3 separate regions of the Homo sapiens genome follow, and regions 1 and 2 are each linked to region 3. A link is a loop called in an ENCODE intact Hi-C map of the cell type or tissue named here. Cell type or tissue: sigmoid colon. All regions are shown on one strand.

What was found. Hi-C counts contacts between places; a loop is a spot of excess contacts. Peaks named below come from ENCODE experiments on the same cell type or tissue, not always from the same donor. Only the 100,000 strongest peaks of a DNase experiment are listed, where the experiment ranks them.
Region 1: a loop joins it to region 3, with 8 times the contacts of the local background. A loop is called at or near these places in 104 of 110 quality-filtered maps.
Region 2: it touches region 3 in a loop (3-fold over the local background); 25 of 110 quality-filtered maps call a loop at or near these places.

Annotation. Positions count from the first base shown.
Region 1 is chr5:149,830,711-149,838,710 of GRCh38, forward strand. It overlaps PPARGC1B (PPARG coactivator 1 beta), which reads left to right. Exons shown (of 12, transcript NM_133263.4): 4 at 57-173; 5 at 1,946-3,068; 6 at 3,964-4,000; 7 at 4,591-4,655; 8 at 5,553-6,363. Among named protein-coding and RNA genes, the nearest start is that of MIR378A, 100 kb to the left of the region's middle. RefSeq lists an enhancer at 927-1,136. In sigmoid colon, a CTCF peak has its summit at 3,723 (motif pointing right); a DNase peak (open chromatin) is centred at 3,745.
Region 2 is chr5:149,854,346-149,862,345 of GRCh38, forward strand. It overlaps PPARGC1B (PPARG coactivator 1 beta), which reads left to right. Exons shown (of 12, transcript NM_133263.4): 12 at 1-677. It overlaps PDE6A (phosphodiesterase 6A), which reads right to left. Exons shown (of 22, transcript NM_000440.3): 22 at 3,608-6,626. The coding sequence ends at 6,550. Among named protein-coding and RNA genes, the nearest start is that of PDE6A, 86 kb to the right of the region's middle. In sigmoid colon, no CTCF peak of the experiment used is centred here; a DNase peak (open chromatin) is centred at 3,386; H3K27ac peaks cover 942 bases.
Region 3 is chr5:149,986,301-149,994,300 of GRCh38, forward strand. It overlaps SLC26A2 (solute carrier family 26 member 2), which reads left to right. Exons shown (of 3, transcript NM_000112.4): 3 at 1-1,100. TIGD6 (tigger transposable element derived 6) reads right to left here. Exons shown (of 2, transcript NM_030953.4): 2 at 6,818-8,000. Among named protein-coding and RNA genes, the nearest start is that of TIGD6, 10 kb to the right of the region's middle. RefSeq lists an enhancer at 4,531-4,590. In sigmoid colon, a CTCF peak has its summit at 4,699 (motif pointing left); a DNase peak (open chromatin) is centred at 4,651; H3K27ac peaks cover 202 bases.

The DNA of each region.
Region 1 (8,000 bases), 160 kb before region 3:
CATGTCCTCTGGCTGTGGCTCAGCCCCGGCTCCTGTCCTCTCTGCTTTTCCCTCAGCTGCAGAAGCTCCTCCTGGCCACATCCTACCCAACATCAAGCTCTGACACCCAGAAGGAAGGGACCGCCTGGCGCCAGGCAGGCCTCAGATCTAAAAGTCAACGGCCTTGTGTTAAGGTATTTCTTCACATGCCCCCAAATCTACCCCAGGTGTCTGTTGGGGCTGCAGCCTTCAGCTCTGGTGGAGGATAGCGAGTTCAGTCAACCTCCAATATCTCTTCCCACTCCTCCCACAGCCCTTGTAGCTGGTGTCCTGGGCACTGCTTCTGGAGATCCAGCCTAGTTTAGGGTTTTCTGGAAGGAGCCCTGGACTTTCTCACACTTTAGTGTTCCAGACACTGGTAGATGTTAATGCAGCTTAGAGCAAGGATGAGGAAAGTGTGGCCAGGCTTCAGAGGACTGTATTCCAACAGTGTGACAGACCAAAATGCAAGATTGCGCTGGTTGTGGAGGCCACAGTAAATAGTTTGGATTTTTTTTCCCCCCTCAGGGAGCCCATTGGAGGGTTTAAAGCTCTGCCATAGACATCCAGGGTCAAAGAACATCCCTTTTCCTCCTTGAGCCCCATCTTCCAAGCCTAACAAGAAGAGGCGTAACAGGTGTTTTTCAAAGGGTCCTGTCCTCAAAGGCTACACACAACCCCTCCTCTTCCTGGTCCTGGACGCTTCTCCTGGGAACTGTTGCATCCAATCCTACATCCTCAGAGGCAGAATCGGGACCTCTCAGACAGCAGCTCAGTGTAGGAGCCTCTCCCTTGCTGGGGCTTCTCTGGGGAATGAGTCCCTATGCTCCCTCCCTATTTGTCCTGGCTGACCCTCCTGAAACAAAGGTCCACCCTCTCGTGCCTCATTCTGTTGAAGGGGCAGCAGCCACACCCCATTGTGAGCCAGCTGTTTGCCCTCTGGGAGCCTAAGAAGCTCCCCAGAGAGGTGAGATGCATCTGACAGCCATTGCTAGAAAGTCCCAGCACAACGATGAGTCACACTTGGGGGGAAAGCCCCAGTGTGGACAAGCGGGGCGAATAAGACTGGAGAGGTTGGCTGGTGCGAGTGCAGAGGACCTCAGACACCCAGCCATGGAGCCTCCCCTTTATCCTGTGGGCACTAGGAGCTACTGAATTTTTTGTTTTTTTAAACTTTATTGAAGTGCAATTTACATACATAAAAGCCACCTATTGTAAACAATTCTATGACTTTTAGTAAACTTATACCCATGCAATTGTGACCATTATCCAGTTTTAGAACATATCCATCATTCAGGCTGGTCGCGGTGGCTCACGCCTGTAATCCCAGCACTTTGGGAGGCTGAGGCGGGAGGATCACTTGAGCTCAGGAGTTCAAGACCAGCCTGGCCAACGTGGTGAAACCTTGTCTCTACTAAAAAATACAAAAAATTAGCCGGGTGTGGTGATGCACGCCTGTAATCCCAACTACTCGGGAGGCTGAGGCAGGAGAATCGCTTGAACCTGGGAAGCAGAGGTTGCAGTGGGCCGAGATCGATGAATCCCCCAGTGCTCATTTGTAGCAAGTCCTTCCTACGCCCAGCTCCAGGCTACCATGAACCTACTGCCCGGCTCTTGGCTGAGGGGTACGGAGCAGGGAGGCGGAATGGTCAGAGTGGGGCTTTGTCAGTGAATCTGGAAGGGTCTGCAGGGGCGAAATTCCATGGCTGGGAGAGCTGTTAGGAGGCTGGTCTTTCCTTCATTCCTCATCCACTGAGCACAGCCAGGTGCCCGGCTCTGTGTGGGAAGCTGGGGACGGAATGAAGGAAACCTGGCTGTTCCTATGATCCAGGTGAGACACAATGGGCCAGCCAGTGACCATGCGGATGAGACACATGGGAGGAGTGTTTGGGCCTCCTTCCTCACTCTGGCCTCTCTCCCTCTCTAGGCGGACAGCACCCAAGACAAGAAGGCTCCCATGATGCAGTCTCAGAGCCGAAGTTGTACAGAACTACATAAGCACCTCACCTCGGCACAGTGCTGCCTGCAGGATCGGGGTCTGCAGCCACCATGCCTCCAGAGTCCCCGGCTCCCTGCCAAGGAGGACAAGGAGCCGGGTGAGGACTGCCCGAGCCCCCAGCCAGCTCCAGCCTCTCCCCGGGACTCCCTAGCTCTGGGCAGGGCAGACCCCGGTGCCCCGGTTTCCCAGGAAGACATGCAGGCGATGGTGCAACTCATACGCTACATGCACACCTACTGCCTCCCCCAGAGGAAGCTGCCCCCACAGACCCCTGAGCCACTCCCCAAGGCCTGCAGCAACCCCTCCCAGCAGGTCAGATCCCGGCCCTGGTCCCGGCACCACTCCAAAGCCTCCTGGGCTGAGTTCTCCATTCTGAGGGAACTTCTGGCTCAAGACGTGCTCTGTGATGTCAGCAAACCCTACCGTCTGGCCACGCCTGTTTATGCCTCCCTCACACCTCGGTCAAGGCCCAGGCCCCCCAAAGACAGTCAGGCCTCCCCTGGTCGCCCGTCCTCGGTGGAGGAGGTAAGGATCGCAGCTTCACCCAAGAGCACCGGGCCCAGACCAAGCCTGCGCCCACTGCGGCTGGAGGTGAAAAGGGAGGTCCGCCGGCCTGCCAGACTGCAGCAGCAGGAGGAGGAAGACGAGGAAGAAGAGGAGGAGGAAGAGGAAGAAGAAAAAGAGGAGGAGGAGGAGTGGGGCAGGAAAAGGCCAGGCCGAGGCCTGCCATGGACGAAGCTGGGGAGGAAGCTGGAGAGCTCTGTGTGCCCCGTGCGGCGTTCTCGGAGACTGAACCCTGAGCTGGGCCCCTGGCTGACATTTGCAGATGAGCCGCTGGTCCCCTCGGAGCCCCAAGGTGCTCTGCCCTCACTGTGCCTGGCTCCCAAGGCCTACGACGTAGAGCGGGAGCTGGGCAGCCCCACGGACGAGGACAGTGGCCAAGACCAGCAGCTCCTACGGGGACCCCAGATCCCTGCCCTGGAGAGCCCCTGTGAGAGTGGGTGTGGGGACATGGATGAGGACCCCAGCTGCCCGCAGCTCCCTCCCAGAGGTAGTCAGAGTTGGTGGTCTGCGAAGTGGGGGCAGGGATGGGGTGCAGCATGCCCCTCTGCACTGGGAGCCAGGAGCCCTGTGTTCAAGTCCCCGTCCCCCAACAAAGTGTTATATGGGTTTGGACAAGTCCCTTCCCCTCCCTGGCTTTCAGCTTTTCTTTGGGCTAGTTGGAGCAGATCTTCAGAAGAACACCTATGCATCTCTGAGTTTTTCATCTTGCATGGGCAAGGTGCCACTTAATGAATTAAGCAGGCAGTCAAAAAGTAAACAGAAAAGGAGGATAATTACAAAATTGCAATAGGTACTGTAAAGAAGACTCACTGGGGATGATGTGACAGAAGCGTAAGGCTATAAGTTCAGCTCCACAATGCAGCTAGAGTTTTAAATGCTGCTAATAGCAGTAATGATAACAACAGTTAGCCACTGTATACTTACCGTGCTGGCACTGGTCTCAGATGAACAGATTGTCCCTATTGAGTCCTCACAAGAAGGCTCTCTGGTAGGGACTGTCATCGTCTCCATTTTATGATACAGAAACTCAGGCACAGAGCTACTTAATGATGAGCCCTATGCAGGGCTGTCTGTCCAGAGCTCACAGCAGTGGGACTTAGAGTCAAGTTCTTCCTCACTGTGCTACACGTTTAGCCAGAAGGGGTCACTCTTGCACCTGTTTGTACTTTCTGCAAAATCAAGTCGCTCTCCCAGCTGAGACTAGGATGGAAGGTGGATTTGAGTTGTTCTGCCCTTCTCTAAAAGTGGCAGAGGTGTTTGGTCACCTGCCCAAAGGGCAGCTGTGCTTGGCACCAGTGGAGGCCTAGGGTCTCCTCCAGAGGGGAAACATCTGCTAGTGATACCATATTGGGGAATCTTATTTTTCTGTGTCTTCTTTTCAGACTCTCCCAGGTGCCTCATGCTGGCCTTGTCACAAAGGTAGATTTTTAGAAATTATTGGTGTATTGTTCCATGAGATTTTGTCTTGTTGGATGTGTGTGTTGGTGGTGATGGGGGATTCATCAGCGCCCACCCCTGGCCCCGGCCCCACACCCTGTGCCCTGATTGTCATCTGGGACCCTCAGGAGCTGGGCTCCTTTAGAAGGGAGTTGGTGTTTAGAAACTGACTTTTGCAGGCCAGAGGAAAGGCCTCAGGCCATTTCATAACCTGTCCTCTTGGGGGCCCTGAAAAGAGTTCTTTTCTGACAGTGCCCTGTGGCTTTCAGCAAGTCCGTTCCTCCTTCTGGGCCTCGGTTGCTCCCTCTATAAAATAAGGAGGCTGACAACACTTGTCCTCTATTTACCCTCCAGTGAACCTTGCCTGTGTCTCCTAAAAGAGCTGTGCAGCTTGAATTCCTCTAACAGCCGGGATGGGGTTTCCCCCAGAGCGAATGCATCTCAGGCTCCATTTCCATGGGCAGTGGAACCAGGGCCTGTCACAGCACTCCCTGCGACCCTTTCATGGGCGGGGAGGTGGATGCCTGCTGCTGACTTGCTTCTTTCCTTTCTGTCCTCCCTGCCTCCACCAGCGACCCAACTTTTGGCAAGAAGAGCTTTGAGCAGACCTTGACAGTGGAGCTCTGTGGCACAGCAGGTGAGCCAGGGGGCTTCCACTGGCAGGTGCCTTCAGGAAAACACCCGTGCATCTCTGAGTTTTTCATCATGCATGGGCAAGGTGCCACGCAATGAACGATGCGCAAGATGCCTGCCTTCACGGGGCTTATGTTATAGGCAGTCAAAAAGCAAACAGAAAAGGAAGATCATTACAAATTGCAATAGGTACCATAAAGAAGACTCACTGGGAATGAACCAGCATTACAGGCGTGAGCCACCGCACCCAGCCCAGGTGGGCAGTTTTATCTGCGGTGCCTGCCCCCTCTCCGTCATGGGAAACACCAGAGGCATATGAGAGGTATAGTTGGGAGGGTTTGTTGAACGATTGGACGTAGATCAGGAAGAGGTATTTGGATGACTGGGAGGTTCCAGCTGCCATTAGTAGGTCACAGAAGGGATGGCAAATGGATTTCATCACATGCCAACTCCAAAGAATTGGAGGATTCCCAGCCTACCTCCAGGCTCAGCCAGCAGTGCAGTGATCAGTTAGTGATGTCTGCCATCCACTGGGTTGGGGGAGTAAAGGCACTTGGCCATTTTATTGCCATCCCAAACTAGGGTCTTTTTTTTTTCTTTTTTTTTTTTTTTTTGAGACATAGTCTTACTATGTTGTCCAGGCTGGAGTGCAGTGGCACGATCTTGGCTCACTGCACCAACAAGCCTGTTTAATTTTTTTGTATTTTAGTAGAGACATGATTTCACCGTGTTGGCCAGGCTGGTCTCGAGCTCCTGGCCTCAAGTAATCCACCCACCTCACCCTCCCAAAATGTTGGGATTATAGGTGTGAGCTACCAGGCTTGGCCCCAAACTTAGGGTCTTAGTGTCCCTTGGAGAAGTGATCTGTCTTTATCTTACCTTTCTCCTCTTCCTCGGGCAGGACTCACCCCACCCACCACACCACCGTACAAGCCCACAGAGGAGGATCCCTTCAAACCAGACATCAAGCATAGTCTAGGCAAAGAAATAGCTCTCAGCCTCCCCTCCCCTGAGGGCCTCTCACTCAAGGCCACCCCAGGGGCTGCCCACAAGCTGCCAAAGAAGCACCCAGAGCGAAGTGAGCTCCTGTCCCACCTGCGACATGCCACAGCCCAGCCAGCCTCCCAGGCTGGCCAGAAGCGTCCCTTCTCCTGTTCCTTTGGAGACCATGACTACTGCCAGGTGCTCCGACCAGAAGGCGTCCTGCAAAGGAAGGTGCTGAGGTCCTGGGAGCCGTCTGGGGTTCACCTTGAGGACTGGCCCCAGCAGGGTGCCCCTTGGGCTGAGGCACAGGCCCCTGGCAGGGAGGAAGACAGAAGCTGTGATGCTGGCGCCCCACCCAAGGACAGCACGCTGCTGAGAGACCATGAGATCCGTGCCAGCCTCACCAAACACTTTGGGCTGCTGGAGACCGCCCTGGAGGAGGAAGACCTGGCCTCCTGCAAGAGCCCTGAGTATGACACTGTCTTTGAAGACAGCAGCAGCAGCAGCGGCGAGAGCAGCTTCCTCCCAGAGGAGGAAGAGGAAGAAGGGGAGGAGGAGGAGGAGGACGATGAAGAAGAGGACTCAGGGGTCAGCCCCACTTGCTCTGACCACTGCCCCTACCAGAGCCCACCAAGCAAGGCCAACCGGCAGCTCTGTTCCCGCAGCCGCTCAAGCTCTGGCTCTTCACCCTGCCACTCCTGGTCACCAGCCACTCGAAGGAACTTCAGGTATGAACAGGGGGCTGCAGGAGAGGCAGCGGGCAGTGGAGGATCCCAGTTCCCGGGGAGCCAGGAGCCCCAGGAGGGAGGATCCCTGGGAAGCTTGCTCTGAAACTGAGGCTGCATCTCCCAGTGTGGCCCATGTCTTGGTCAGGAGCCTTGAAGGTGGTCTTCTGGGGCAGTTGTGGGTGAGTTCTGGAGGCAGGCACAGCCTGGTCTGTGAAATCGAGAGTGTCCCAAACATCCTGGCCTCCAGAAAGAAAGAAAACCCACTCCTGGCTATTTGTGGGCTTACGTCTATAAAGGAACTTGTCCCTTATCCATTTGTACTTTTTGCTTTTATGTTTGTAAAATGGATAAGTTTTTGTGCAAACATACCTGCCCCAACAGTTTGAATTCTAGGGATGTTTATAAGTAAAAGAAAGATTAGTGTAATTCTAATCTGTGCTCTGGAAAATACCTGGACATAAAGCATTGATAAGGTTTCTGGGTCATGCTGAGTTGTGCTGTGGCTTTCACCAGTTGGCTGCCCCTCGAAGGGCTTTGACCTCAGTGGAGGGATGATGCCTCATGAGCCCGCTTGCTCGTATCATCCTCGCTCGCTGAACCAGACTGGAGAAGAAGCCAGTCCAAAAGTCAGCTGGGGAGCTGGGCAGAAAAAATGGAGGTTTGGCAGATTCAGAGGGTACTGGTTGCTCCTCTCTGATCACAGTGGGTCCTGATTCTCCCTGGGGAAGGCTTGAGGACAGTCAGTGTCATCATCCCCAGCCCTGTGTTGAGGTGAAGCTGAGTGGCCACTAGATGCTGCTCTTGGGCTAGAGCCCAGCTGCCGAATCCGCTGCAGGATTTGTTGCGCCTCCACTGGCCGGCCCACACCCGGGTGTCTGATCTGTAGGTCTGGGGTGGGGCAGGGGCAGGGGCAGGGGCAGGGATTGGCGTTTCCAACAAGTCCCCAGGTGATGATGATGACATTGCTAGAGTATCATACTCTGAGACCAGAATTTAGGTCTTGCGAAGATACCTCTTCTTCCCTTCTAAAGGGACTAGCAAAAAAAAATTTTTTTTTGTTAAATAAAATGTAAAAAGACTTCAGCTTTATGTTTATACATCTACAACAAGTGTTCTTAACTGTTTGAAAACCTGATTAAAGCAAAGGCCCATCTCCATATTAAAATGTGCATACACATCTAACTGGGCATTCAATTTTAGGGGGTTTGTGGGCTCCCCGCAAACTTGTTAAGAAGCCCTAAATTTTTTGTTCCTCAAAGTGAGGTCCGCAGCAATTTCTCCAGCAAGCCCTTACTGTAGAAGCTAGGATTCGTCAGTCACAGCTGCGTTCTGCCGACTTCGCTGAGCCTCTCTTTCTGGCTCCATTCTTTCCCGGGGGTAGCTTCTGCCCTACAGTGGTCCAATGTCAAAGGTTTGGCTTCAGCCTTGCTTTGCTGTGAGCTAAAGCACTCCATCTCCACATTAGGCAGTTGCCCAGGTTCTCTTCATGTTGAAATACATCCCCCAAGCTGGAGCTTCCCTGGTCTCCTTTCTCTCCTGCCCAGCTCAGAGGTGTTTGGGCTGGGCCTGCATTCATAGAATTGCCTGGGAAGAGTCGAGAACTTCTCTAGAAACCCCCATGGATTTTCCTTTTTCTC
Region 2 (8,000 bases), 130 kb before region 3:
TCTGTGCACACATACACACGTCTGTGCCTGTGTGTGTGTGTTTGTGTGTGTGTGTGTGTGTGGAATTACATTGATGCATTTATTGAGAAAGGTGCAAGAATTTCACCTACACAGAGGGACACATCTGCTTTGTTATTTATAATAGAAAGCTAAATTTTAATTTTTTAAAGGACACTGCTAATGATTGAGAATCAAGTTTTTAGTTTTGCTATTTTTTTTAATTGGTAGAGGATTTTTATATATTTTTTCCATTTTGTTGGGTTGTGTCCTTATTTATATAAATACTTTATCCGTAAGAGGCAAGGAGGAAACCTTCTTTGCTTTTACATATTGTGGTTGTCATCGTCCCTATTTTATTTCTGGTGTGATTTCTCTGTCTTACCTTCTAAATGAGAAAATGTTTTCTTGTATTTGTACATTGTCAGATTCTATAGTTTCCTAGATAATTTAACCAAATTGCTCTATGTATTATTATTCTGTGAGTATAAAGTTCTATTTTAATGTCTGTAAATACTTCAGAACTGGCTTCTTTTCTCAAACTCCCACTGTGGGGTTATTGTTTACATCACAGAAACTGTAGAATCTCTATGCTCATGTACTGTAAATAGTGAAGTGATCTGCTTATAAATAAACTTAACAAATACACTATGGAGATTAAAAACAAAATACCACCCACAGCTTTGCCCATGTGTGTTTTTCCTTGTTGGTCCTGGGAGCTCATTGAGGGACACTCTGACCACTAAATGGGGAAGAGATTTCAGTTTTCAGCGTCACCTTCTCAGATAAGACCCCGGATGATGTCTGCTCCTCACCTCACCACACTTCTCCCTCCTTCAGAGCACTTTTCACAGTTCATAATATCCATTCGTGCCAGGCACAGGGGCTGAGGTGGGGGATCACTTGAGCCCAGGAGTTCAAGGCCAGCCTGGGCAACATAGTGAGACCCCCATCTCTGAAAAAGTAAAGTAAATAAAATATAATAAATAAATAAAATAACCATTCAGACTCATCTCACATAACAGCTGTTCCATGAACGACTTTTTGCCCTGACTTTTATAAAGCTATACCACTTTCTGAACAAAGACTTCCTTGTTTTGGTATATCAACTTTCACATAAGCACATTGAATAAATGCACTGTAGGAGGTATTTTGGCATTGTGGTTCCAGGCAAAACACTCATCAATTTGTAATTACAAAATGGTTTCTGGTCAGAGGATCTCATAGAGAGCAGGCCTGCATTGTGTGCGGTAATTGAATGAGCTCAGAACATTTTCCTTTGTGTACTTCCAGCAAGTAGGGTGAGGAAGTGGCATCTTCCAAGACTCTCAGTTGCGTGCCTGTGTGTTATTTCCTCACGTCTCAAAGGGGTTAGCCTGTATTTTGCCCTAAAGCTGTTTTTTGTGCTTTAACTTTATTTTTAAATGCCAGACACCCATAAGCCCCAAAGGGTTGAAACACTGGCAAAGAGAATTATATATAAACAAGAACAGGCTGGGCGCGGTGGCTCGCATCTGTAATCCCAGCACTTTGGGAGGCTGAGGCGGGCGGATCACCTGAGGTTAGGAGTTCGAGACTAGCCTGGCCAACGTGGTGAAACCCCATCTCTACTAACAATACAAAAATTAGCCCGGCGTGGTGAGGGGCGCCTGTAATCCCAGCTACTCGGGAGGCTGAGGCAGGAGAATCGCTTGAACCCGGGAGGCGGAGGTTGCAGTGAGCCAAGGTCGTGGCAACAGAGCCTGGGCAACAGAGCAAGACTCCATCTCAAAATAAATAAATAAAATAAGAACAGGTGCAATGAATGATTACATTTTATGTTATGTGCAAACTATTTTCAGGTTGCTATTTATTACATAAACTCATACAAACTCATACATATATTCTCCTTGTTCAGGTGATTTATTTTCCCCATCTGTAAAGATTGTTTGGATTTCTTTGATTGCAAGGGAACACATCATGATTTTTTCCCATTAAAATTAATAGGAACGTTTCCACTTAGGGGCAGAGTTCTCTGGTGTGATGAGAATATGTGTGTGATTGAGGGCTCAGTACCTGTTGCCCATCTGTTGTAAGCTTCAGGAGAACAGGCCTGCCTTTCCGTTCACTGCAGGGCACTGGCCCCATCAGTCAGGAATTCCTGAGTAGATCCTACCCGTAGTGCAAGGAATAGGATGGCAGATGCAGAGCCTCAAGACCTGCCTTTGGGACCCATCTCTGCCACTTCTGTATTGTGTGAATTGGGCAGACCACCTCCTTGGTCCCTGGTTTTCCCAAATATGAAACAATTTGCTTAGCTGAACTCAAAGGTCCTTTATGTTCTTATGTTCTTTAAAAACAACAATAAAACCTGATTTGCAGAAGCAGTATGGTACAAGGAAAATGCTTACAAGCTGGGGTTCTGGGGTTCTGGTGTCAAGCTGCTTGGCTTTTTTTTTTTTTTTTTGTGATGGAGTCTCGCTCTTGTTGCCCAGCTGGAGTGCAATGGTGCAATCTCGGCTCACTGGAACCTCTGCCTCCTGGATTCAAATGATTCTCCTGCCTCAGCCTCCCAAGTAGCTGGGATTACAGGCACCCGCCACCACACCCAGCTAATTTTTGTATTTTTAGTAGAGACAGGGTTTCCACCATGTTCGCCAGACTGGTCTCAAACTCCTGACCTTAGTTGATCCATCCACCTCGGCCTCCCAAAGTGCTGGGATTACAGGCATTGAGCCACCACGCCTGGCCTAAGCTGCTTGGCTTTGAAACTTGGCTCTACCGCTTATCAGCTAGGTGTCCTCGGGCAGGTTTTCTAACCTCTCTAAGTCTGCTCCTCACCATGTGATAAATGGAGCTAGTAACAGTTTCTCCCTTGGAGTATTGTTGTTAGGATGAAATTAGATCGTGCACAGTACCTAGGACATGGTAAGTACTTAATCAGCATCAGCTGTGATCCTCATTCAGCTCAGTCTCATTTGGTGCTAACCATAGTCCTCTGAGAGAGGCACTGCAAGGATCTTGACCTTTTTTTGACAGATTGGGAAGGCTGGGAAGTGGAGCAGAAGGAACCTGCCGAAGGGACTCAGAAACATGGCAGCAGAGTCAGGACCAGCAACATCAATGCCCGTGTGTTCCTGAGTGACACTTATTTCTCCTTGCTACTCTGCCATGTAACCACCAAACGTGATGTTCTTAGGACAGGCCTCTGCTTAAAGACCACTGCTATCAGGGTGTGCATTGCAGCAGGGCAGAACATCTAGTTTGGGAGTTTAAAGATGCAAGTTCCAGACCCAGTTCTCTATTGACATCACCACCTGCAAACATGAGCAGGGCCCATGCGTCAGGAGCCCAGATTGATCTACTGTGGAGGCCACCAGGATGTGGCTGCCCTGTACACTATGTTCTCTGTGATCCTGGGCATCTCCTGGAGGGAAGCCAGGGAACTGTGCCAGGAACTTGGCCCAGCCCCGTCTTCTCACTGGCCTTCAATTTCCTCATGTGTCTAAAAAGAGAGATTACAGTAGATGAGTGGTTTACCGTTTGGGGAAACCATGTGGCTCCCTCTCCTCAAAGCAACTGTTTTAATATATTAGTTTCTGCATAACATTCAGTGTGGAAGGAAGAAAAGTTCTAGAGCTAATGTCCATTTATTAGAATGAGACAGAGGAATGTGTTACATGCGGCCACAAAGAAACAAACAGATAAATACAGAATGTGGGAAAACTGACTCTGTTTCTGCAAGGTGATGACAATGGAAAAAAGGAAGGAGTACTTTGTAGATTAAAAGAGACTTCAGAAACTTAACCATGGCTATGTGAGGTGATGGATATATTAATTAGCTTAATTATGGTAACCATTTCACAATGTATATCAAAACATCACAGTGTATACCTTAAATATGTATACTTTTTATTTGCTAATTATACCTCCATAAAGCTGGTGGTGGGGGGGGAACGATAGAGAAGGAAAAAAAATCAAGATTTGGACAAGTGTAACAAATTGACTTGCAAATTTTTAGCATGTTATTGCCATTTTCAACTTCTGGTTTATTTGTGCTGTTTTCAACATCAGTTACTATGGTATGAATGCTGATCAGGCCAGTGCATTCCGCTAGGTATTGCATACTTGCCAGAACATACTTAGATTCGGTTTAAAAGAAATAAGTCCTGGCCAGGTGCAGTGGCTCACGCCTGTAATCCCAACACTTTGGGAGGCTGAGGCAGGAGGATTGCTTGAAGTCAGGAGTTTGAGGCCAGCCTGGGCAACAGAATGAGACCCCATGTCTACAAAGATAGGTTTTAAAAAATTAGCTGGGCATGGTGGTGCATGCCTGTGGTCACCGCTGCTTGGTAAGCTGAGATGGAGGATTGCTTGAGCCCGGGCAGCTGGGGCTCCAGTGAGCTATGGTCATACCACTGCACTCCAGCCTGGGCGACAGAGTGAGACCTCGTCATGAAAGATAGAGAAAGAGAGAAATTCTATCTGCCACATCTTTTTTTTTTCTTTTTTTTTTTTTTGAGACGGAGTCTTGCTCTTGTTGCCCAGGCTGGAGTGCAGTGGCATGATCTCAGCTCACTGCAACCTTCGCCTCCCAGGTTCAAGCGATTCTCCTGCCTCAGCCTCCTGAGTAGCTGGGATTACAGGTGCACACCACCACACCCAGCTAATTTTTGTATTTTTAGTAGAGATGGGGTTTCACCATGTTGGCCAGGCTGGTCTTGAACTCCTGACCTCAGGTGATCCACCCACCTTGGCCTCCCAAAGTGCTGGAATTACAGGCGTGAGCCACCGCGCCCGGCCAACATCTATCTTTTTAAACCAACAGAATGCCTGCTAATTTAAGAAACAGAAGTTCTGGAATTGAGAATAATCTGACTTAATTTATACTCTGTGAAATCAATGAAAAATCCAAGAATAAAAAGTACATCTTCTTTTTTCTAAAAACCAACAAAAAGAAACAACTAAATTCAATATGTGAATTTGTTTGGATCAGATTCAGGCAAGCCAACCATTGAAAACGTTCATGAGAATGAAGGAAGGTTGATTAAGGGCTGGCATCACAAGTTGGGTGTCCCAGAAAGCAGACTCTAAAATGGACTTAGTCTGCAGGATGCTTATTAAGCAGTGCCCTGGGGACCGATGCTTGGGGAAGGGAAGGAAATAGGAGTGGGCAGAGGGAGAAGTCGAGTTGGGATGTGAGCCCAGCGACAGCCTTAGTGGACCCCACGAGGAGTCGTGGAGCTGGAACAGCCCTGCACAGTTATCCCATGCTCAGCCAAGATGGCCAGGCCTCTCCACCTGGCATGGATCAGTCATTGGGTGTAGGCCACCCTGGGGAAGGCTGCAGTAACACCTGATGGGGTTGATACTAAGGGTCTGTCAACAGCACTCAAAGCTGGTGGGGTCCCAAGTCCTTTGCTGAAGCTTGGGGTCTGTGCAGCCCATCAAAGCATAGATCACAGCTGGGTATTAGGCAGGCATTGGTTGCATGGGCCAGTGATGTGGTTATGTTAGAAAACATACTTATTTCTTTAAAGATGAGATAGTAGAGGTGTGAAATGATATGTTTGGGATTTGCCTTTTCTTTTGCTTTTGTTTGAGTCAGAGTCTCGCTCGGTCGCCCAAGCTGGAGTGCAGTAGCATGATCTCAGCTCACTGCAACTTCCGCCTCCTGGGTTCAAGAGATCCTCTCACCTCTGCCTCCCAGGTAGCTGAGACTACAGGTGAGTGCTAATTTTTGTATTTTTTGTAGAGACAGGGTTTTGCCATTTTGCTCAGGTTGGTCTCAGACTCCTGGGCTCATGCAGTCTGCCCACCTCAGCCTCCTGAAGTGCTGGGATTACAGGTGTGAGCCACCACGCCTGGCCAGGATTTGCCTTTAAACACTTCAGGTAAGAAAAAAAATTGAAAAGAAAATGTAAAAAGGACAGACGAAATGCATGTAGCAAAATCTTGATATTGGAATCTGGGTGATGGGTATGTGGGGATTCAACGTACAATTCTCTACTTTTGAAAATGATTGAAAATTTTTACAATACATTAACTGAAAGTATAAGAACAAAAATGATTCTAAGCAAGCCAGTGAATCTGGCATTAATTAAATGTAATTAAATGTTTAACTGATGTCTATGAAAGCTAGAATATTGGTTTTAGCTCAATAGGCAGTTCTCAAGACTAAAAGAATGTTTAAAAGCCACTGGATAAGGTATAAGCCAAGCTTGTTCAACCCACGGCCCGTGGGCCACATGCAGCCCAGGACGGCTTTGAATGCGGCCCAACACAAATTCATAAACTTTCTTAAAACATTATGAAATTTTTTTTTTTGGCGATTTTTTTTTTTAAGTTCAACAGCTATCATTAGTGTTACTGTATTTTATGTGTGACCCAAGACAATTCTTCCAATGTGGCCCAGGGAAGCCAAAAGATTGAACAGTCCTGGAAGCTAAATTCTCTAACAGCTTTCAAATCCTATGACTCTTCTACTTCTCAAGGTGTGTGGTCTTCCACTGGCTTGAGTCATCTCTTCCCAGGAAAGGGTGGTGCCGTCCAGCCAGCACATCCCCAGTGGTGTTACTGGATGCAGCAGGACTTGGATGTAGTTGCACCCCCTGGGCTGGGGTTTCCCCCCGGCTGATTTCCTGCGGCTGCTGCAATGAAACAGGAAAAAGAACACACCAGGTGACAAGAGGCTGCAGTGGGCTTCCCCTTTGACCTAATTTGGACCAAGAGTTGCAAACTCAAAGGCTTTCAGTGGCCAACAGATAACAACACATGCAGAAGGCAAACCAGGTGTGAGGAGAATCACGGAAACAGAACATTTCTCTAAGAAAAATAGCAGCACGAGGATGATGATAAGTGAGAACCAGTACTCGGCACCAATGTCTGGGAGACCAGGGGAGCTGTGAACATGACAAACTAGAGACAGCCTCTGTCTCATCTAAAGGGGGCAGTTGCCACTCGGCTTCAGCCAATTGTTGTCATGCAAAAATGATAGACTGGTGTGGCCAGATCTTACCTTTTTACTCTTTTAGAAAGAAAAGCTGGGCCAGGCACAGGGCTCACGCCTGTAATCCCAACACTTCAGGAGGCTGAGGCAGGAAAATCACTTGAGCCCAAGAGTTGGAGGCCAACCTGGGCAACATAGCAAGACCTGGTTTCTACAAAAAAATACAAAAATTGGCCAGGCATGGTTGCATACACCTGAAGTCCCAGCTGCTAGGGAAGCTGAGGTGGGAGGATCGCTTGAGGCCGGGAATTTGAGGCTGCAGTGAGCTATGATCGTGCCACTGCGCTCCAGCCTGGGCAACAAAGCAAGACTCTATCTCCAAAAAAGAAAGAAAAAGAGGCTGTAAATCTGGATTTTTTAAATCTTAAATATTCCAATTTTAAAATGTGGCCCAAAAATTCACATTTAAAAAAATGTTGGTACTGATTCTCTAGCTATAAGAAAAAAAAGAAGGAGAAAAAAATGTAAGCCAAATCTGTATTTTTTTATCTGAAGGCCACAAATTTGCACTGATTTACTACTTGCCCAAAAGACAATTTGTACAAATTAGAAAAATGCACTTATTTCCCAGGATACCTCACTGCCATTTTTCTGGAAAATCAAAATAGCTATACACATCTGTGATGTACAGGACACTCCCCGGAGTTGTGCAAAGCATAAACTACAAAACTCTAAGTGGCCCCTACATTTGCAGCTGCCCATTTAGAATCAACCCACGCTGCCCAGAGCAGAGCTGAGGCCCTGACATTTTCCATGTGTAAGAGCCATGGGTGAAGAGGGATGGGTGTGCAAAGGAGGGCAGTCAGGGTGAGGGAGGGACAAGATGCCATGTCCTGTGAGGAAACAGATCACACAATCAGTAAAAGAAATGACTTGGGGGAGGGGCAGTGCTGTCAGTAGTAAAGAGTTAGAACAAACAAATCCCATTTGATTCTGAAGGCAGAACCATGACCACTAAGTGGAAGCTTCAACAAGGAACAATTTGAGTTCTAGGAAGACCTTTCTAATAGTGGTA
Region 3 (8,000 bases):
ATCCTGAATGCAATCATTAACTTGGTTGCTAATTACAAGAATGAAAATTATAATGGAAAAGGACAAAATAATATACCAGCTGGTTTGTTATTATAGTCCGTGTATTAAAATACTATTGAAATACGTTAAAGGTAAATTTTTAAGGTTTAAAAAAAATTTAGTAACTTACAGGGATGGAGAATTTAGATGTCAGAGGTGGGGAGATTTATTTTTATAAGGTAATTTTTATCCTGATAAGGACTTAAAAAAAAGTTTTGCAACTGAAATTTTAAAGTAAACATGTTAAGTACAGTTAAAAAGTAAGCATTGTAGTAAATAGTGGATTCTCTGGTGTGTATTTTTTATCTCAGTGTTGAAAATTGGAAAAGAATGGACTGAAGTCTAAAAACTGGAATAATGAAGGACACTAAATGCCTTTATTGTAGATACTATGTTTGTAAGTCTATAGCTAAGCAACTTAAGCCAAAAAGGTCTTTCAACTGAAGCTTTAATCAACTTATTTTGGAGATGTTCTCTTCCCTTATCTCATGCGTCATCCCTAAAATAATAAGATACATGGGATCAAATAGCCCTTGCCTTTTCAACACAAATCAGTTGGAAAATTATGGTTTGAGTCCTGTTGCTGCCATGGCTTCTGTTTCTCAGAAATGAGTGTGTATGAACATACCAATCTATGTAATAGGCTACCTTTTTTTGTCTTCTTTGGAACTTTGTACACAAACCAAGACAATATCAGGGTGACAGGTGAATGAACTTAAATTCTCAGTCTTGTCTATTCACCAAAAAAGTATACTGCCTGTTTTTTCTTTAATTATTCAAGGTTGATGACTTTTAGGAACATGTTTTATACTGTATTTTTTAATTAAAGCAAGTGCCTTGATGTAATTCCATGTAAATCATTGCTTAACCCTCTTATGGGATGAGGATGAGTTATTAATGTATTGCAGCCTACTGGAAAGGAGGGGGAGTTGGTTAATAGCAGATACTTTTCTTCTAGAAGCTTATGTTTTATGCTGTTTATTATGTAAGATCCTGTATGTGTGTTGAGATTTAGAGGTTTCATTTGTTTTGTCTGCTAATAAATTGTTACTCTAATAATACATTACTCTGTATTTAAATTATTTAAGTGCAAGGAGGGTTCTGACTAAAACACATTTAGGCCCCAGTGAGTTTTAAAATACCATCTGTTGGCCAGGCTCAGTGGCCCACACCTATAATCCCAGCATTTTGGGAGGCTCAGGCGGGTGGATCACCTGAAGTCAGGAGTTCAAGACCAGCCTGGCCAACGTGGTGAAACCCCGTCTCTACTAAAAATGCAAAAATTAGCTGGGTTTGGTGGTGCACACCTGTAGTCCCAGCTACTCAGGAGGCTGGGGCATGAGAATTGCTTGAACATGGGAGGCAGAGGTTGCAGTGAGCCGAGATCACACCACTGCACTCCAGGCTGGGTGACAGAGCGAGACTCTGTCTCAAAAAAATACATAAATAAAATAAAATATCATGTGTTAGGCTGGGCACGGTGGCTCACGCCTGTAATCCCAGCACTTTGGGAGGCTGAGGCAGGTGGATCACGAGGTCAGGAGTTCAAGACCAGCCTGGCCAAGATGGTGAAACCCCGTCTCTACTAAAAATACAAAAATTAGCCGGGCGTGGTGGCAGGCACCTGTAATCCCAGCTACTCGGGAGGCTTGCGGCAGAGCATTGCTTGAACCCAGGAGGCAGGGGTTGCAGTGAGCCAAGATCAGGCCATTGCACTCCAGCCTGGACGACAGAGCGAAACTCCATCTAAAGAAAAAAAAAATCATCTGTTACATTTGGAGAGTAATTCAGTCATTAATGTTTCCCAGTCATAACAAAAGGATCTGTCCTCGGAGAAGGACATAAAGAAATCCAATTCTTTTTCCTTTATGGTCTTGAATGAGTCACTTAAACCTTTGGTGAAGAGGGGAGGAGGACTAGATTGCTTGAGGACCCTTTCTGTTTTTTGTTTGTTTGTTTTGAGACAGGGTCTTGCCCTGTCGCTGAGGCTAGAAGTGCAGTGGCGCAATCATGGCTCACTGCAGTCTTGACCTGGGCTTAAGCAATCCTCCTGCTTCAGCCTCCTGAGCAGCTGGGGTTATAGGTGTGTGCCACTACACTCCGGCTAGTCTTTTCTATTTTTTGTAGAGACGGGGTTTTACCATGTTGCCCAGGTTGATCTTGAACTCCTGGGCTCAAGCATTCCTCCCGCCTTGGCCTTCCAAAATGCTGGGATTATAGGCGTGCGTGACTCCTATTCCATACAGTACTGGGATCAGAAAGCCCAATTTTGGATCATGTTTTACTACTATCTTAACTCTGAATTTGGGCAAGTGACCTTTGAGCCACATTTTTTTTCCATCAGTAAATAGAGGCTAACACCTTCTGATGACTGAGAGAACTAGGAGTAGATTCCTGATTGGAGCACACCATTTTGTAAGGAAATAGAGCACTACTCTCACCCTATACATGCCATGAAGCCTCTCCCAGAATGTCCTCCTCTTTATGCCTCGCTCAGTTCATGAGGGTACAGGGTTAAGGACAGTTTTTAGTCCTCCTTTTGCAGTAACCCTGAGCATTCTCCCAACCTCATTCCCACCTCACAGAGTGAAGGAGTTGAATAGTCTAAGGGTCCTTCCAGTCTTACCGTAGTGTGCACTCCTGCCTGTGAGCAGCACCTAGGATCCAGAGCCCTGTGAGGTACACTCAGTCATTCTGGAGCATCTCTGTCAGCCATCTTGGAGGGCCTCACTTCCCCATCTGTCCTTTCAGGGCTTGTGTCCTTGGCCTCTTCTCTCTTCACTTAATACCACTGCTTAAGTATTTTGTTTTCAGATCCAGTTGAGGCTGATGAAAGTATGACTCAGGGAAATAGCCACATGTGCAGGTATACACGTATAGCTCTAAAAAGGTTGGCTCATGGACTCCCATATGTTGAACACCTTGCATTATAAGCCCACTCTACATAACTTCATCCACATGTATGTCCTCAATCACCGTGCTATCTGTGGCAGCCAAAAAATATTTCTAGCCTAACCATTCTAGAACGCCAAACAGTCTATCTGTCTGTATATAAATCTCCAGGGCTGGTTGTTAACAGACAACTGCCTGGATGCCCAGAGACATCTCACATGTAACATGACCCTCAAACTTGTCTTCCTTTCTCCTGGTAACATACTTTGATCCTGGCACGACCCAGCCACTTAAGCAGAAACCTGAAATTTCATGAAATCTCCCTTTACAACTCCCACACTAAATCCATCTTACCTTGTAAATGCCTCTCAAATCCAACATGTTTTTCCTACCCCTCAGTGTTAATTATTTCTCTTCAGTACTATACCACAGCCTAACTAGTTTATCTGCTTTTCTACAATCCAACCTCCATACTAGTTATCAATTATTTTAATTAAAAAGAAGTTGACCATTGCTACTTAGGGCAAGTAGAAGGGGTCTCTAGTGCCTTTAGGATAAGTTCAAAATAAATGGTCTAACCCACAAGACTTAAAAAACTCTGCCCTTACATCTCCAGCCTTTCGTTCTACCACACATCCTTTGCTTGGCTTACCACCCACCAACCTTAGGTGCTCCCAAATGGGCCATTAAAAAAAAATACCCCAGGCCTTTATATATGCTGTTCTGCCAGGAGTTGCCTCCCAGCCCCATCTCCCTAACTCCCTACTTTTCCTTCCAGATACTTATCAAATGTCCCTTTTCCTTAGCAACATTTCCTACTGAATTCCTCTTCTCTCATTCAGGGGCTCCTTTAGGGTCCACCTCTATACTCCTGTATATCTTTGCATATCCTCTAAAATGACATTTACCACTCATAAAGAGTAAAATATATTATTTGCATATTCTCAAAAATGACATTTACCACTCACTCCCCCACGTCCCGTCTATCTCTTCTACTAAGCTTCTTGAGAGTAGGGCCATGTGCTCCATCCTTAGAGCTCCTATGACCTGCAGTGGGTTTATAAGGTTAAATAAGTTATTACTGCAAACATGGATATGTTTGTTGGGTAATTATTTCCCTAATACTGCCTCATTTCCAGAGCTTGAGTGTCTATCCACGATCAGTTACATAGCCTATGGTTTTTTGGTTTTGGGTTTTTGCCTTTTTTTGAGACAGGGTCTTGCTCTTTCACCCAGGCTGGAGTGCAGTGGCGCAATCATGGCTCACTGCAGTCTCAAACTCCTAGGCTCAAGTAATTCTTCCGCCTCAGCCTTCCGAGTAGCTGGGATTACAGGCATGAGCCACCACATCTGACTAATTTCATTTTTGTAGGAACGGGGTCTTGCTATGTTGCTCAGGCTGCTCTCAAACTCCTGGGCTCAAGCATTCCTCCTGCCTCAGCCACCCAAAGTGCTGGGATTACAGACATGAGCCACCATGCTCAGCCTGGCCTATGGTTATTAATAGGTTGGGAAAAGTCTCTAGAGAAGAGATGGTATGTAATGGAGGGGATTAGGTGGTCCCAGGCAGTTACTTCTAGGTAAATTGTTTGAACAAGTCCAACATCCTATGTCTCTTCCTTCTTTCCTTGTTGCCTTCCCTCTCAATCTGTACCACATCAGAGAAATTACAAGTGGCAGCTCCAAAGGTTTCTTCAGTTGACGCTGTCTCCCTATGTAGTCCACCTGTGCCCTCTGGTGGCCACAGTATGCTACCACATTCCACTTTAAAGATAAGTCTGGCTTCAGGTAGCATGAACAGCAGTTTAATAGGTCCACAACCTTGGAATTAAATTATCTGAGTCTACTGTGGTTTTGTATTATGATTTACTAAAAATATTAAATAATAAGTAAACAGTGCTTGAAATATAATAGACAATAAATCTTAGCTTACTTGCTTTTGAATCAGGGCCCTTATGAGTAATGGCACAGAAAACTTGAATTATCATCTATTGATTAGGCTGGTGGCTCTCAAACACTGAACCCCAAGACCTGTCAGTGGAAAAAAGGGCTGATAAGGCAGGTCCTTGACTCTAGATGATACTCATTATGTTCCAAATAGGGATGGAATGACAATAGAGTGCATTTATAGAACACTTAGTCTCAGGTACACCTTTTTATCCTCATGACAACACAATTGAGGTAGGTGCCTAGGTATAGTATGTTGGCCTACAGAGAGGATTAGTCAACTGGAGCAGAAGTGGGGTTGCCACTCAAGTGAGGTTGGAGTGACCAAAGAGGCACGGAGAAGCCACAGAAAGCCTGACGAGGGATAATATCAACCTCTTTTAGCTTAACAAAGTACCAAAAACCCCTGATATCCAATAGAATCGAAGTGTTAGCCAGTGTAAACTGAACTAAAAAATTTTCTTTTTCGGATGATTTCCATCTTCCGATGGAAGTCCAGGATCTAAATCATGATATATTAAGTAAATCAAGAATGTTAAATTTGTTATTATTATTATTATTATTATTTTAGATGGTGTTTCACTCTGTCACCCAGGCTGGAGTGCAGTGGCAACCTCCACCTCTAGGGTTCAAGTGGTTCTCCTGCCTCACTCTCCCAAGTAGCTGGTATTACAGGTGCCCACCATCATGCCCAGCTAATTTTTGTATTTTTAGTAGAGACAGGGTTTCACCATGTTGGCCAGGCTGGTCTCTAACTCCTGACCTCAGGCAAACTGCCTGCCTTGGCTTCCCAAAGTGCTGGGATGTGTGAGCCACCATGCCCGGCCAGGGATGTTAAATTTGTTTTTTTAAAAAAGCAAGTTTAAGCACATATTTACTGAACATCTACTATATGCAAAGCACTTAGACAAGCCCTTTCATACTAAAGTCTTGTGTGTATAAATGGAAGCCAACAGAAGTCCTGCAATGACTTTTTGGTGGAGGGACATGGGTTCAACTATAAATAGTATATATTCTATATACTTATCAAATTACATTATATATAATTCATTATCAAAGAACAGAGATTATAACCTGGATTGGAATTATATTTGAGGCAACTATATTCATGGAAAAATTTTGCAAACCCTTTTAAATGGAATAAAACCCTACCTTATCTCCAAGCCATTTCTAGTAGAATCAATGCTTAATACAGCTTTAAAAATAAGGTGGCTTCAACACATTGTACGTGTCTATCAATTTATACACAAATGTTTTTTGAAGTGCCTACGATGTGTCCAGCACAGTCCTAGGCACCATTAAGATTATAAAGGTTGACTGATCCCTGCTGTCATGGAACTTACAGTCTAAAGAGCCAGAGAACATCTAGAAAACATCTAAGTATTTGAGTGGTACAGACAAGAAGTTTGGAGAAGATGAGGGGAAAACAGGTGGAGTAGTTGCTGGAGTCTCCAAGAAAGCCTGGAAGAAAGAGGATTCCAGTTAGTTCCTGAATGTGTAGGGCCTAGCTTAGTAGAAAACAGGATGAGGCATTTGGGCAAGGCACACAGGCAGAAGTCGGTATGCAGTAAAAGAAAACAATGGCCTCTTCAGGGAGCATTATGTACACAGAATTGTATCGAGCTAACAAGTTGGAAATGCAGGTTGTAGTCAACTATAGAGGATACTAAAACTCAGCTGAATAGTTTTTTTTGTAGGCATTTGAAAGCCACTACAGACACTTGGGCAGGGGAAATGGTGTGATGCCAATAGATCAAACAATATGTGCAGAATGGACTGCAGGAGAAAGGTGAGGGAAGGAATTAGATACTGTGGCAGTAATCCTGACACGAGAGGATGATGACAGCAATTAAGGAGCTGACAAAGAAATACAACCACAGGACTTAGCCAGAAGAGTTTGCCTCTCCCACATGTTAAGAATTTAAAATATGTACAGTACTTTTAATTCAAATGATCATATTAGTTTATTAAAAGAAAAAATATCCAAAATAAGCTATAAAATAATCTATTTAAACATCTGCTGTTTTTCAGTGATTGTTTTGTTAATGTGGAAGCAACATTTTCTATGATTAATCTGCTGTTACCTGTTTTGACTGAGCTACTACAAAAAGAAAAATCACTGAATTGCTATGGGTTTCTGAAATATCCAAAAAATTAACCTGAAGCAGGGGGAAAAATGACATCACACCATTAGCAGGTATTGTGTGAAACTTCTAAAAATGAAACTGACATTTATCTGACTTATTAGGAATAAATACTCTCTAATGAACTCTCTAATGATCCTCTCACCCTTTCTGGAAAGTGAGAGGCACGCTGGGCTGTATGTTCTCCCCCATGATTCTGATTAACAGGATGCTCTATTATTATAACCTCCCTCCCTGGTTGTATCCATGTCTTATTAATTTTTTTTTTTTTAGAGATGGGGGTCTCGCTGTGTTGGCCAGTCTGGTCTCAAACTCCTTGCCTCAAGTGATCTTCCCAATGTGCTGGGATTACAGGCATGAGCCACCATGCCCAGCCTATGTCTTAAATGCACTGTATTTCCTTGTACTCCAGATCCCTATTAGTGAAATGCCTATTAAAACATTTCGTAAGGCCAGCATGGCAGTGTGCATCAGTAGTCCCATCTATTTGGGAGGATGGCTTGAGGCCAGGAGTTAGAGAGAGTAGTGTGTTATAATCATGCCTGTGAATAACCACTGCATTCCAGCCTAGGCAATATAACAAGACCCCATCTTTAAAAACAAACAAACAAACAAACGAACGAACAAACAGAAGTCTTGTAGTGCTTCCAGCAAATCAGCAGAAAGGAAAAAAGAGCTCTAGAGTAAGAACAGTTGATTCTTTTTTTAACAATTAGTGATGGGGGAGTATTCAGATGGCCAGCTAAAGAGAGAAGTTCTAGAACTCAGCTAGACCAGTATATTGCTTTATTTAAATTGGCTCAATATCCTATCTAAAGCTAGACCAGTGGTTTTCAAAGCATGGAGCCTGGACTGCATCAGCTGAGAATGTGTTAGAAATGCAAATTTTTGGGTCCCACCTGAGGTCTACTGTATCAAACTCTGGGGGTGGGCCTAGCAGCCTTGGGTTTTAACAAGCCTTCCAAGTGATTCTGATGT